2 separate regions of the Homo sapiens genome follow, and region 2 is linked to region 1. The links are chromatin contacts, found by Hi-C in ENCODE. All regions are on one chromosome and are shown on one strand. Each heading gives the region's core, a stretch centred on a gene start or an enhancer-like site at or near the end of the contact. The rest is flanking DNA. Distances are from core to core; before and after follow the strand shown. Region 1 overlaps BFSP1 (beaded filament structural protein 1). Region 2 overlaps SLC24A3 (solute carrier family 24 member 3).

What was found. Hi-C counts contacts between places; a loop is a spot of excess contacts on that map. Pooled maps may share reads with other maps.
Region 2: a map of mammary epithelial cell shows a loop between it and region 1 (25-fold over the local background). The contact joins two enhancer-like sites. A Hi-C loop is called at or near these places in 4 of 168 maps with a recorded cell type or tissue (chondrocyte, mammary epithelial cell and naive thymus-derived CD4-positive, alpha-beta T cell) and 7 of 50 pooled maps.

The regions. Positions count from the first base shown.
Region 1 is chr20:17,504,246-17,510,668 of GRCh38, forward strand. It overlaps BFSP1 (beaded filament structural protein 1), which reads right to left. Exons shown (of 8, transcript NM_001195.5): 5 at 4,644-4,751. Among named protein-coding and RNA genes, the nearest start is that of BFSP1, 24 kb to the right of the region's middle. RefSeq lists an enhancer at 267-790. Within about 2 kb of position 1,251, at least 19 of the 41 ENCODE cell types and tissues checked have a DNase peak (open chromatin) inside an H3K27ac peak, as active enhancers do.
Region 2 is chr20:19,658,430-19,664,852 of GRCh38, forward strand. The region is part of intron 7 of SLC24A3 (solute carrier family 24 member 3); the gene reads left to right. Among named protein-coding and RNA genes, the nearest start is that of RIN2, 97 kb to the right of the region's middle. Within about 2 kb of position 3,447, at least 4 of the 41 ENCODE cell types and tissues checked have a DNase peak (open chromatin) inside an H3K27ac peak, as active enhancers do.

The sequences.
Region 1 (6,423 bases), core at 1-2,500:
GTCCAGTGAAGTGATGACTTGGTTTATAAAAGTGGACTGATGTCTATACCGATGTGGTTTTTACAGCTCCATAATTTAAACCTTTCATCAGAAGGAAGAGTGTTCAGGAAAACCAGTAAGAGCTCCTGTCTCAGGAGCTCAACAGGAATGGAGATGCCTGTGACGAGAGCCACTGTGGCACGGCGTCCACTGCCACCCAGCACCAGCCTGGCCGAGGAGAATGAGACACGGACCCTCCTCTAGAAGGCCGCAGTCCAGCAGGGGAGGCACGCCCAGGGCATCTCAGAGGAAGAAAGGGGCTTCCAGGAGGAGGCAGGACCGGTCCTGGGAACCGAGGAAGGAAAGGGACTTCCAGAAAGGAGAGAAGGAATGAGCAAAGGGGAGGTCCCAGAAACTGCAGGAGGGGTCAGGAGACGAAGAGAAGAGAGGTTGGCCCAGGGTTCCTCCAACGGTGGGGCCATGTGGCAACCTGAACTTTATCCGGAGCCAGGTGACTGCTGTTTCTGCCTGGACCGTTAGATTGCCTGGTTTATATCTGTCTCCCCACTGGGCTGTGAGCCGCTGAGGGCACGACACAGGCAGGAGCCTGACGCGAGCCCCATCTGGAGGGGTGAGCTCTCACCTCAGTCCTTAGGACCCCAGACACCTTTAGGTGTAAGGTTTTTTTTTTGTTTTTGTTTTTGTTTTTGTTTTGTCTTAAAAAAAAAAAAAAGGAAACTCATTACATACTGTCTTACACAAACTAAACCACTAGATGGTGCTAAGTGACTTTAATGAGAAATGAGACATGGGCGGTTCCCACTTTGCAATTTTAAAAAGTGACTTTCTTTACTTCCCTGTCACAGAAACTCTCAGTCCATGCAATTTAGGGAACTAGAATTACCTGTCCTTTCCTCTCCACCTGTCCGAAGTGCTTCCTCCGGGGCTCTTACGGGTATATGTGCACTTATTTGAAGGAGAGGCTTCCAGCTTCCAGCTCCAAGCCCAGGCACTATTCTCCCATCGTCCGCCCAGCGTCTCCCAGACTGAGCCCGCAGAGCCACGTGGAGGGCTTAAACAAGGCGCACCGGCCCGCCCCAGAGCTCCTGGGTCAGTGGTCTGGGGTGCCTGTGAATCTGCATTTCTGACAAGTTCCCAGGTGGTGCCCCCGCTGCTGGGACGGGGACCTCACCCTGACGACCCCTGCTGTGGAGAGTTCGGGAAGCTTCGGACGCCCTAACCATAGGCGGAACCCGCTGCCACGGCCCTGGTGCTAGCAGACGCTCTCTCTCGGCCCGCCCTCCACCGAGTTCCGGCCACAGAGCGGGCCCTGCCCGGCGGTGTGCGGCCACATCTTCCTTCAGCTCTAGCTTAGCTGCTACATTGGGAAGCCACTAAAACCTTTAAAACCAGCAAAAACCCAGCCACAAACATTTGAAATGAGGCCCAAGCCTGGGACACAGGGGGACCAGGTGGAACATTCGCCCACTCCCTGGGACCCGCCCTTACCCTGTGGTTCTCAGTGTGGCTCCTGGACCAGCCGCAGCACCATCACAGGGACACCTAGACATGCAGCATCCCGGGCCACACCCCAGACCCACTGAGTCAGGAGCTCCCGGGCGCACCCAGCCACGTCTGGGTTTTCATCAGAGCTAAGGAGGCAGAATTTTGGCCCCCGTGACCTTTTCCCCTTGGTGCTACACCCTTGAATATGTTACATGGCAAAAAGGGACTTTGCAGATATAATTAAAGTTCTTAATCAGTTACCCTTTTTTAAGGAAAGGAGTTTATTCAAGATTATCCCCTAAAAACAGAAGTCAGAGAAACGTGTAAGTCCAAGTCATTGAGATGAGACGCAGGAAGAGGGTTCAGAGTTCGCTGCCGGCTCCGAACGTGGAGGGGCCTGAAGCCAAGGAGCCTGGGCAGCCCTGACAGCCACTCCTGGCCAGCAGCCGGCAAAGAAACAGGGTCCTCACTCCTGCCAAGAACTTGAATGAGACTGGAAGCAAATTCTCCCCTAACAGCCTCTGGACAAGGGCCCAGGCTGGCCAACATCTTTCTTTCTACCTTTTGAGACCCAGAGCAGAGAAACCGATAGGACCCACCCAGACTTCCCACCTACACAACTGCGATGACACGGGTGCTGGTGGTGACTCATCAAGGCAGCAACAGAAAATGGACACAGCCGTGTTTCATCAGCTACATGCTATAGCTTGTTACTGAGTGAGTATAAGCACATCTGTCATTTTATTTAAAATGATTCAGTAATATTTTGATAACTGTTTTAATATAATTAGTTTCTTTTTTTTTTTTTTTGGAAACGGGGTCTCATTCTGTTGCCCAGGCTGGAGTGCAGTGGCTCAGTCTCAGCTCACTGCAGCCTCAACCTCTCCAGGCTCAGGCAGTCCTCCCATGTCAGCTTCCTAAGTAGCTGGAACCACAGGCACGCACCACCACGCCCAGCTAATTTTTGTATTTTTTGTAGAGGTGGGGTTTCGTCATGTGGCCCAGGCTGGTCTCAAATTCCTGGACTCGAGCAGTCCACTCACCTTGCCCTCCCAAAGTGCTGGCATTACAGGCGTGAGCCACCACACCCAGCCTGGTTTCCTTTAAATTATCTGTATTTTATTTTATGCCTTTACCATCATTTTTCTGAGAAGCGGTCTCCATCAGAATGCCACGGGTGGGAGTGGAGGAGGCAGCACAGAAGAGATGTTTGAGACCCTGCTTTAGAGACGAGGGCAGCAGGGAAAAGCCAGGAAGTCCTCCTGCAGCCACTCAGGACAGAAACAGGCGGCCAACCAGCGGTTTCATTTCATGTTCTCAGAAACCAGGTTAATCTGTTGTGAAATTTCTTATTTTGATATTCAACAAATACCTGTACATAAAGAGAGGAACATTCTTTTTGTCCTGGAACTGGAATTTGCCATCTAGGCTGGGCTCCTTCATCTTTCTCAGTATCTCTAGGGCAGTGGTTTTCAACTTTATCACCACCGCCCCAGGAAAAACCACATTTCTCATTGCGAGCCATACACATCAGATAGGTAGGTGTGTGTGTGTGTGTGTGTGTGTGTGTGTGTGTATTTCAACATATCCATATGGATATAGAGAGATAAAACAAGGGCTTCACAAAACAAATCCTCCCTTTCACTTGCTGTACACTCTGTTTTTCTTATTATATTTTAGTCTAGCATTTTGTTGACTTCCTTTTACATGCCAGTCAATTCTACTGAGTTCATTTTACATCCAAAAATGAGTTGTCACTAGCCATTTGGAAAACACTGGTCTCTAGGACCACGACTGGGCTTGTATCCACGTCCCTATTCACATACACAGCACACACACATACACATGACACACACACACCACACACACTTCACATACACATCCCACATATATCACACATACCATGTATATCACACACACACACCCCATGTACACAAACACATACAACCCTTATTCTATCCTGTCAGAGCCTCAGAAGAAACCACACAGGCCCCAGTCACCAGGATGAGGCACATGGTCCCTGAGCCAGGGTTTGTCTCACAAGAAGGAGGAGTTTTAAGTGCCTTACTTGGTTCCTCCTGCTGCGATCGTCAGTTCAGGGGACCACCACAGACCCGGGTTTGCTTTCCAGCAGCCCCTGAGAGCTGCTGCACTGTGAGTTTTGTGTGGTGCGTGCTGGGATGGGAATTAGGATGTGAACTCCAAGGTCCCAAAATGAAATCCTGAGCAGACATGGGGGCACTGGAAATCAATAAAAAGCGCTACATCTAGTTGTGGCTTCACATTTTTAGACAGAGTAACACATAACATCCAAATGGTCCAGGCTTTCTGAAGTGTCCGATTTTTACACGTTTTGCTCTCTTGTCCCCATGTGTACTTGTCAAACCAAATGTCAACTTACTTTTTGGTTTGGGAAATGTGGTTAGAGAGCCATACAAAGGTGCAGTATTTTAACCCAAGCGTCCCTGTGGAATGACCTGCTGTAGGGTAATGAGAAAGAGAGAGAACCGGAAGGAACAAAGAAGATGAGCCGGCAAGTAGCCAAGAAGGCACAGGCCACAGGACAGTTTGGGGCTTTTCTGTTTTGTTTTCAAATTAAGCTTCACCCAAAAGGGGTGGGGGTAGAAATGTGAGCTTTCCACCAACACGTTTCTAACTAGAAGCAAACACTGATACAACCACTCTTGCCGGGTTGTAATCAAATTCCGAAGGAGAACTGTTACCATGAGAAGGAAAACAGAAGCACAGATTTGAACAAGTGGAGGATAAAAATCCCTATGGTGTCCGTTTCTTCTTATTCTTACGAAGCTTGACCTGGGCAAAATGAATGCATGATGTAGACACTGGGGCAGCCTAAGCCTAAGACTCGGTGGGGAGGGCATGACTCGAAGGAGTCCCAAGGGGCACCTCTGAGGGGCCAGGAATGAGCGTGGCACCTGTGTCCCCCAGCTCAGGACTCTCCCTGTGTCCTGGAAAACTCCTCAGTCCAGGCCAGAGCAGAGCGCTTGGCCACCCACTCAGAAAACCCCGTTTCTGCCAGGAACATAGGATATGTTCAGCGTGTGACAGCTCCTCAAGCTGCATGCGTGTGCCTGCGCGTAACACCTCCATGAAACATGTGGGAAGCCCCAATGCACACGCGGCAGACTCGAGCGTACCTGTGCCTGCAGCTCCACTCTCTGCGCCTGCAGGTGGGAGAGCACCTCCCGGCCCTCCTCCAGCTGACTCCGCAGGGCGGCCACCTCCCGCTCCGTCAGGAGCTTCTCCTGCACAGAGAAGGCCAGAGTCAGACTCATGGGACATGCAGAGAGGAAAAGGGCAGAGAAGGTGCGGGGCCCTGGTATGGACGGAATATCCGTGTCCCCCTGAATTCTGTGTTGAAGCCCTAACTAACTCCCAAGATGAAGGTTTTAGGAGACCTTTGGAAGGTGTTAGGGTTAGATGAGGTCATGAGGATGGGGGGCCCCATCATGTGATTAGGGTCTTTGTAAGAACAAGAAGAGACACCAGAGCCCCCACCCCCACCCCCTGTCTGTCTGTCACGTGAGACACAGCAAGAAGGCAGCCGTCTTCAAGCCAGAAAGAGAGCCCTCACCAGACACCAATTCTGCTGGCATCTTGATCTTGGACTTCCAGCACCCAGGACAGTGAGAAGTAAATGTCTGCCTGTCGGCCCTCCCATCTGTAGTGTCCTGTTATAGTAGCCTGAGAAGACTAAGCCAGGCCCACAGCACAGCCATCAATGCCTTTTGCTTTGTCTTCAAAGTCTGAACCTCCTTGGGAGTGTGACATGCCGGGACCAAGTACCAGGAGACCAGAGCTTAGACCTGGCTGTGCCATGAACCTACTAAGAGACTCTAGAAAAGGATTTGACTCTCAAAGCCTCTGTTTTCCCTTCTGTGAAAGGGAAAACCTGGAATGCACACTCTCGAAGAAAATGAAGGCTGGTTGGAGCCGCGAGCCATACGCTGTGCTCGGATGTCAGCGCAGCACAAAGCAGGAGCCATCAGCCCCAGTGGGTGAAAGGGAAGTGACGCTCCAGGGAATGGCTAGAAGGAAATCCTCTGACCTCTCCACACTCTGCCAAGCAGGTCCCTCTCTCCTGACCTGCCTTTCCACGTCTATTCAAAAATATTCAAATTGTTTCACAAAGGCCTGACTGCTCAAGAGCCATGCATTCTGACACAGAGCACATTGACTCGAAGCCATGCAAAATCAAACACCAAGTCTACAATGAGGGTTTCTGTGTCCAGAGGCTGCATGGAAGACAGCCTCTGCTTCAAACACCTTACAAAGTGGCTGCAGCAATGACATAGACATACAGGAAAGTGACCGTCTAACTTGATTGTAGAATTGCTAAGCTAAGACTCATAAAGATGTGACACTTTCTCAATCGGTGCTTCTCTATCCTGAGCATGCACACGAGTCCCTGCGGATCTGGCTAAGATGCAGATTCTGCCTCAGTGGGTCTGAGGCTGGACTGGACACTCTGCACGTCTCACAAGCCCAGACGATGCTGATCGATGACATCAAAGTCAGTTTAGTGTCTGTATACTTATGACTTAGAAGGGTCTTATTACATGGGAATAGATGATACAATTCAAAAGGTATGCTCGGATGTAAAACACCTTTGAGTTAGAGTTGGGTTTGAAAAATAAAAGTAACATCTCTGGAAAGGAATCTCTGGGAAAGAAAATTAAGGCTTCAGGAAAAGTTTTTTTAGGCCTTTGTAGCAACATCAGTTACATCCACTAAGGAGAACAGGATCCTGAAATGGTAACTGGTGGGCAATTCAGACAAGACTATCCTCATGAATGCCAAAAAAAGTAACTTTCCTGTCGCTTAGATGATACTTTGCAGGGTTCAAAAGTGTCTTCTAAAGCAAATTTGGGGATTTCTTTAGCTTTGTATAAAATAATTAAGACGAAAAAGTTCAGG
Region 2 (6,423 bases), core at 2,197-4,696, 2.2 Mb after region 1:
GGAGACGTGGGGCGATCCACTTCCCTATTCGGGTATTTCACCTAAACTTTCCTCTGTGCTATTTTCTAGTTTGCTTGTTTGAAGGAGAAGCAAAAGAAATGAATTCAGTCATTGTCTAAAGCAATTATAATTTCAAAAACATAAAGTGTGTGCTTCTCGGGGCCCTTCCCCAGCCCCAGTCAACTTTCTCTTAGCCCTGGTGACATTCCGTACTTTGAAACATCTGGCCAGCGGTGGAGAGGCTGGACAGGGGCTCTGAAAGCGTTGAGAAGGCTCCCCCAATGCCTTCAGTCTCTTTTTGCAAGACAGACATCACCTTTTAAATCCTGAAAGAGTTCTAGGTTCTTTAGAGCCCTTCCTTGTGCCCATTCACCCAACAGCCAGGTGCAAATTATTGCAGATTCTTCGCTGCTTCTCCTCTGCCCCCAGTGAGCACTTCAACTCTGGGTATCTCCGGCCTCCCAGTCCTGTCTTTTCTCCAAATTCCAGCAGACGGACAGTTTTTTGTATTGAAATGTTACTGTAATTTACATAATGAGGTAATTTACATAAATGCAAATGATTCATTACATAGGCAGTCTAGCAGCTGCTCTAAAAGAAATACTTTATTTTTACCTTTCGTCTCTGCTGGAGGACGGGGACTGTGAACATGGAGAGGAGGGCAGCCCTCAGGGGAAGCAGATAGGCCTATGGGACAGGTCCCAGGTAACGTGGGCCAGCTTGAAACTCCAAATTCACAAGTGCTGTCTGTCTGCTGATGGGTCAGGTGAGCCCTTGGCAGCAGTTTGGGGGTCTTCAGGGCAACCTGAACACTGGCACAGCAGCGAGGTTCCTTTACACCAACACGTCTCCTTCCTTCCCTGGGACATTCATTGTCATGGCACCGAGTGAATGGAACCCAGGGGGATATGAGAGAGTTCAGCTGATTCACCTGCCACAGGTGCCCAGCACTTCTAGCAGAATTTACATGGTGATAGAAATGGCCTACAATCTTGTGCTGTCCAATGTGGTAGCCACTAGTCACACGTGGCTACTGACAGGCAACTAGTGGGACCAAGGAACTACACTTCTTATCTTATTAATTTTAATTTTTAACAAGCATGGACTTGATCCTCAGCAGGGGACTGTGTTGGGTCTACTGATAATTACTTTTTAGTTTAATACTCGTGACTATGCAAGCAAGCTATTTTGTGAGTCCCACGTTAGAGATGGCATCACCAGGGCTCTGGTGGTTAAATGATTCACCCAAGGTCAGGGACCGGTAATACCTCGAGTTTGCCAGAGCAGGTGTCTGACATGGTGCAGCTCTACTGCCCCAATATAGAATTTGGACTTTCCCTCCAATAAAATCCTCCTCTTACAGTCTTTAAAATCATCCTACCCCACCGCCCACTCCCCCTGTTAGAGACGAGGGTTACCTTCACTTACTTTGTGGTCTAGTTTTTAGGCAGAAGGGAACAGCTCCAGCCACCCCCTGCTAGAATTTTTTCATTAAAATAACTAATCTGAAATAATCTGGAAATGATTGTATCTTGCCCTTTCTGTGATAGAGAAGAAATCTCAGAGGTCATGTGGAAGTCTGTCCATCACCGGCAGCTGGCTGACCTCCAAGGCCCTGCCCCTCTGACCCATCACCCTCCCCTCCTGCACCCATTTTTCATGGGAATTAACCTCTTCTCTCTCCAATTTAGAAACTTGGGGTTCTTATTTTTTTATTTCAATGGCTTTTGAGGTACGTGTGGTTTTTGGTTACATGGATGAATTATATAGTGGTGAAGTCTGAAATTTTAGCATTCCCTTCACCGGAGTAGTGTACATTATACCCAATATGTAGTTTTTGTATCCCTTGCCCCTCCTCCCACCCCCCCACCTTCTAAGTCTCCAAAGTCCATGCCACCACGCTGTATGCCTTTGCATACACATAGCTTAGCTCCCACTTATAAGTGAGAACATACGGTATTTGATTTTCCATTCCTGGGTTACTTCACTTAGAATAATGGCCTCCAGGTCCATCCAAGTTGCTGCAAAAGATATTGTTTCGTTTCTTTTCGTGGCTCAGTAGTATTCCATGGTGTATATAAACCATATTTTCCTTATCCACTCGTTAGCTGATGAATACTCAGGTTAGTTTCATATCTTTGCAACTGTGAATTGTGCTGTGATAAACATACTCACGCAGGTGTCTTTTTGATAGAATGATTTCTTTTCTTCGGGGTAGATACCCAGTAGTGGGATTGCTGGATTGAAGGGTAGATCTACTTTCAGTTCTTTAAGACATTCTCATACTGGAAAACTTGAGGTCCTTCAGCTCGTTGTGCCCTCATTACATTTCAGCCCTCAGGTCTTTCAGCTCATTTTGCCCTCATTACATTTCAGCTCTCTTTCTGGCAAAGTCGGAATAACTATGGTAGCAAGAAGATCCTCACCGAGAATGACTTTGACAGAATTTTAAGATCCTTAAACAAATCGACTATGGTCTTACAAAGGTCGCCTGTTTTGTAATCCCTGCTGTCAACAGGAGGAAGGAAAGTCCTGCTTTAATGACACTGGGTAAACTAGGAGGCCGGTTACACTCTCATTTGCTGCTTGGACAGGGAAGTGCATCCGCTGGCCTGGAGACCCCAGAGAGGAGCCTTTCATCTCTAACAAGGAAAACAACGTGGAAACTGTAGCTATGTGCTTGATTTTGGTTTTCCCTGCCCAGCAAACATAGTCCTTTCAGTTTAACAACCCCCATCTCCTATATCCTCAGTACTTGCCCTTTTTTCTTTCCTGTAGCCTGCCTTCATATATTTATACAACATGATCAGCTCGGCTAAAGCCCTGCCCGTAGGTCATTTTTTCCCTGCCCTTCTGCAACCACAACCTTCATCAATCAAGCCTATAAGACATCCTGAAGTAGGAATTTCTGCTTAACTTTGAAATATAAGTGATACTGGTGCCTAACAGCCAGCTTCCCAGTGTATTCCACTGGATCCCTCTCCTCAGATGAAATCACCATGGCCTTAGCTAAGCCGTCTGCACCCCCACCCAAGAGCTGAAGAAGTGAGAACTACACCCACTCAAGGGAGTTCCCGTGATATTGAGTGGGAAAAGTCTACGGGGGGCTGTTTTCTTTGCAGCAAGGAAGGAAAGAGTTTCAGGTTTCAGTCTCTTGAAAGAAAACGATGATGTTGATTTTCTCCCATTATTTTCACTGCTTAAAATTCTCATGGTGCCAGTGATTACAATACATGCTATGAAGTCTTAGCTTCAGCAATGCAGCCTCTCCTGCTTCATGGTGACAATTTACAGTAAGCAAACCCAGGGGCTGACATGGCGATGTTGAGACAGCCACCTGCCTCCCAGCTCAGCCAGCCTCTTCTCTCCCGCGTATACTAGGGGCTCCTGGCTCTTCCTCCCCTGCTCCTCCATGTTGAGCACTCCATTCCCTTGGCAGCTCTCTGGGTTGTTCTGATATCCAGGGATTCGCCGGCCTGATGTAAGCCCGTCTTGCTTGGAAGAATTCTGGAGCAGACACCAGGAATGAAAAGCCGGTTTCCATGGTACCCAGCCGTTTCTCTGAAGCCTGGAGGAAATGAGTGCTTTTTTCAAATTCATTCCTGTTGAACATTTAGCTCAGCAGCAGAACACGTGGAAACCTCAGGGCGAAGCCAAGGGTATCTTTGGATGAACCACATGTGGGTCAGAGGGCAGAGGCCCCCTGACCAGCTGGTGCTCAGCAGATCTGAGATCCAGCTATCAGTATCACCCTTGGTGGTCTCTGGGCTATCGCAGAGCCTGGCCCCCAAACAGAACCAACAGGGCACAGAGAGAAGAACGCTTACCCAAGGGTTGCTTTCACAAATCTGATGGGGAAGAAGCTGAGTCAGTTCCAAAGCCCACAACAGGAGGTCCGTCAAGTGCAACTCATCGTTGAGGACAGAGTGTTGACCCCAGGACAGAGCACCAGGCAGGACCTGCCCCTGGAACACCACCTTGCCTCAAGACAGCAGCGGCTAAAGCCGCCTTCAGTAGGCTGCCTGCCTTGAGGTGATTCCCTTCCTTCCAGGAGATTTAATAGAACTGCGAAAATGGACTTGAACTGACTTCATTTCAACTTCACTACCTTGGCAGGCTGGACATGGAGGGAGGACTGGAACGTGAGCACCACTTAGTGGTCATTTGCAGGAACTGCGGGTGCAACTTGTTCTAGTCTAGAAAGAAATGATTTCAAGTTTTCTTCTACACTAGTAATACTTATCTAAGGGATGGGGGATGTTGCTTTGATTTCTTTTACTCTCAGCTAGTAGAGCATAAACTACAGAGGGATACGCAACACGTGTCTTAAATGTATTGAATAACATGAAATCTTTAAGGAATAACAAATTCATTTCCTAACCTTCAGCAAACTCAAGTGAAAGGAACCTCATCCTTGCCGTTTGTAGAGTTTTCTGAGGGAGCGATTCAAATGCTCCATCAAGATGGTCCAGCAAGGTACCCTCCCGATGGAACGTTCTGCAAACAGCGCCAGTCCTAATTTCCAGTCTTCGGAAGAGGCGATGACCAGCTGCTTGTTCTCCAAATAACAGCACTGAATGTTCACAGGCAGTTGATAGCTCATCTCCACCTTCTTTCTCATGATGAGGAAGCCCTGCTTCTGTTTAGAGTTTTTTTAGAGACAGGGTCTTGCTGTCTCCCCAAGGCTGGAATGCAGTGGCCAGATCATAGCTCACTGCAGCCTCAAACTCATGGCTCAAGTGATTCTCCCACCTTGATCTCCCAAGGTGCTAGGATTGCAGGCATGAGCCACTGTGCCAAGCCAATTTAGATTTTCTCAGAGTCCTGATTTCTAGTCCCTTTTGTTCATTTCATTGTTCTTTTCTGAGTCCTCTCATTCCTCCACACAGTCCTCTCAAAGGAGAAGGATAAACCCGAATGATATTTGCCATCAGCCACAGGGTAGAGAAGCCCTGACTTTGTGGAGGCCTCCTCCTCCACCTCCTCCTCCTCCTCCTCCTCCTCCGCCTTCTCATCCTCCTCCACTTCCTCCTCCTCCTCCTCCTCCGCCTTCTCATCCTCCTCCTCTTCATCTACCCTTATGCATTCTGAGTGATGGGGCATCTTCACACAAGGCAGAGATCAAAGGGGAAACTATATCAGTTATTTGCATGTTTCCGGATCTCCTCCATTAGTTAGTACTTGTAGTGAGATCACCTGCATTTCTCTTTCCCTGTCTGCCTCCCTGAACCATATCCCCAACCACAGCTCCCCAAGCCACAACCATCCTCTTGACTCCAGGGTCATGAAGCTCTGGACCTAATTGCATATTTTGTCCAATCTCACCCGGATTTGCCCACTGTTTCTCTGATTATTGTGCTCCTGTTTGGGGTCCCTCCTAAAATTAAGCCCAATCTCATTTTTTCTTTGCTATGATCATTGAAATGATCAGTAGCTAAAGTCCTATGAATCTCAGGGCTGACTGCTAGCAGACAGGAAGAGTACTTTCTTCCAGGGTGAGCGATCTCCAAGCTTTTCCTTTGCAGAATCTGTGCCCCACCTATGGGGAGGATCACTCAGAATAAGGGCTTTCTAAAAGCTGCTTTCATATTCTATGTTATTGCCTGCCTTCCCTGATAGAAGAAAATTAAATTGGCCTGGTCTAATAAACTCTTTCTCAATATCTTCTGTTCTCTTAAGTGGCTACAAATTGATTGTTCCAGCCTGCTGCAAGGACTAATATTGAATTAACTTCAATTAATAGAAAATGTTTTCTATCTTAAATAATTTGATCTGCTCCATGATTTTTTGGCAACAATCTTTTTTCAAAAAAGAAAGTTGGGGGGGTTATACAAAAGAGCTGTCAATGCCTTCTAGGGGTTGGGTACCATGCCATTCAACCTGGATTATGAGATTGTTGCCTTTATTTCTTTAATTCTCTGCCCATTCTAGTTTGACATTGTCATCCCAATGTCAACTTGTTGAATCTGATAATAAAGATGAAAGTAACAAAAATGATGAAGCCCACATTTCCAATGGCTTGTTGGGAAGAATGAGTTACAAATGAGCACAGCTCCTTCCTCCTCATCCTCATTTTGACCTTCAAGATAATTGGAAAGAGTTGCTTTATGCGCTTTGTGACTGGTGCCCTGAGGTGTTCTCTACGTCTCTACCCAGCTCATGGTTACTGCCCTGGCTGGAGGCTGATGCCATGCCCGCTTTGTTAACTGAGTTTCCCATCTCCAAGTTGTGATGGCAGTTGACACCCAGAGTGTCCTGCAAGTGTCTGCTTCAGTCTGCAGAGGGCTGCTGCCTCTAAAGGAAAGGCCGCTCTGAGACGACCATACTCAAAGCAGTTGTCCTTCAGGAGTTTGAGAAGAAAGAGCTATGAACCATGTCCTCGGCTTCCTACTTCTATGAAATATAGGTGTACTCATTTGGTTT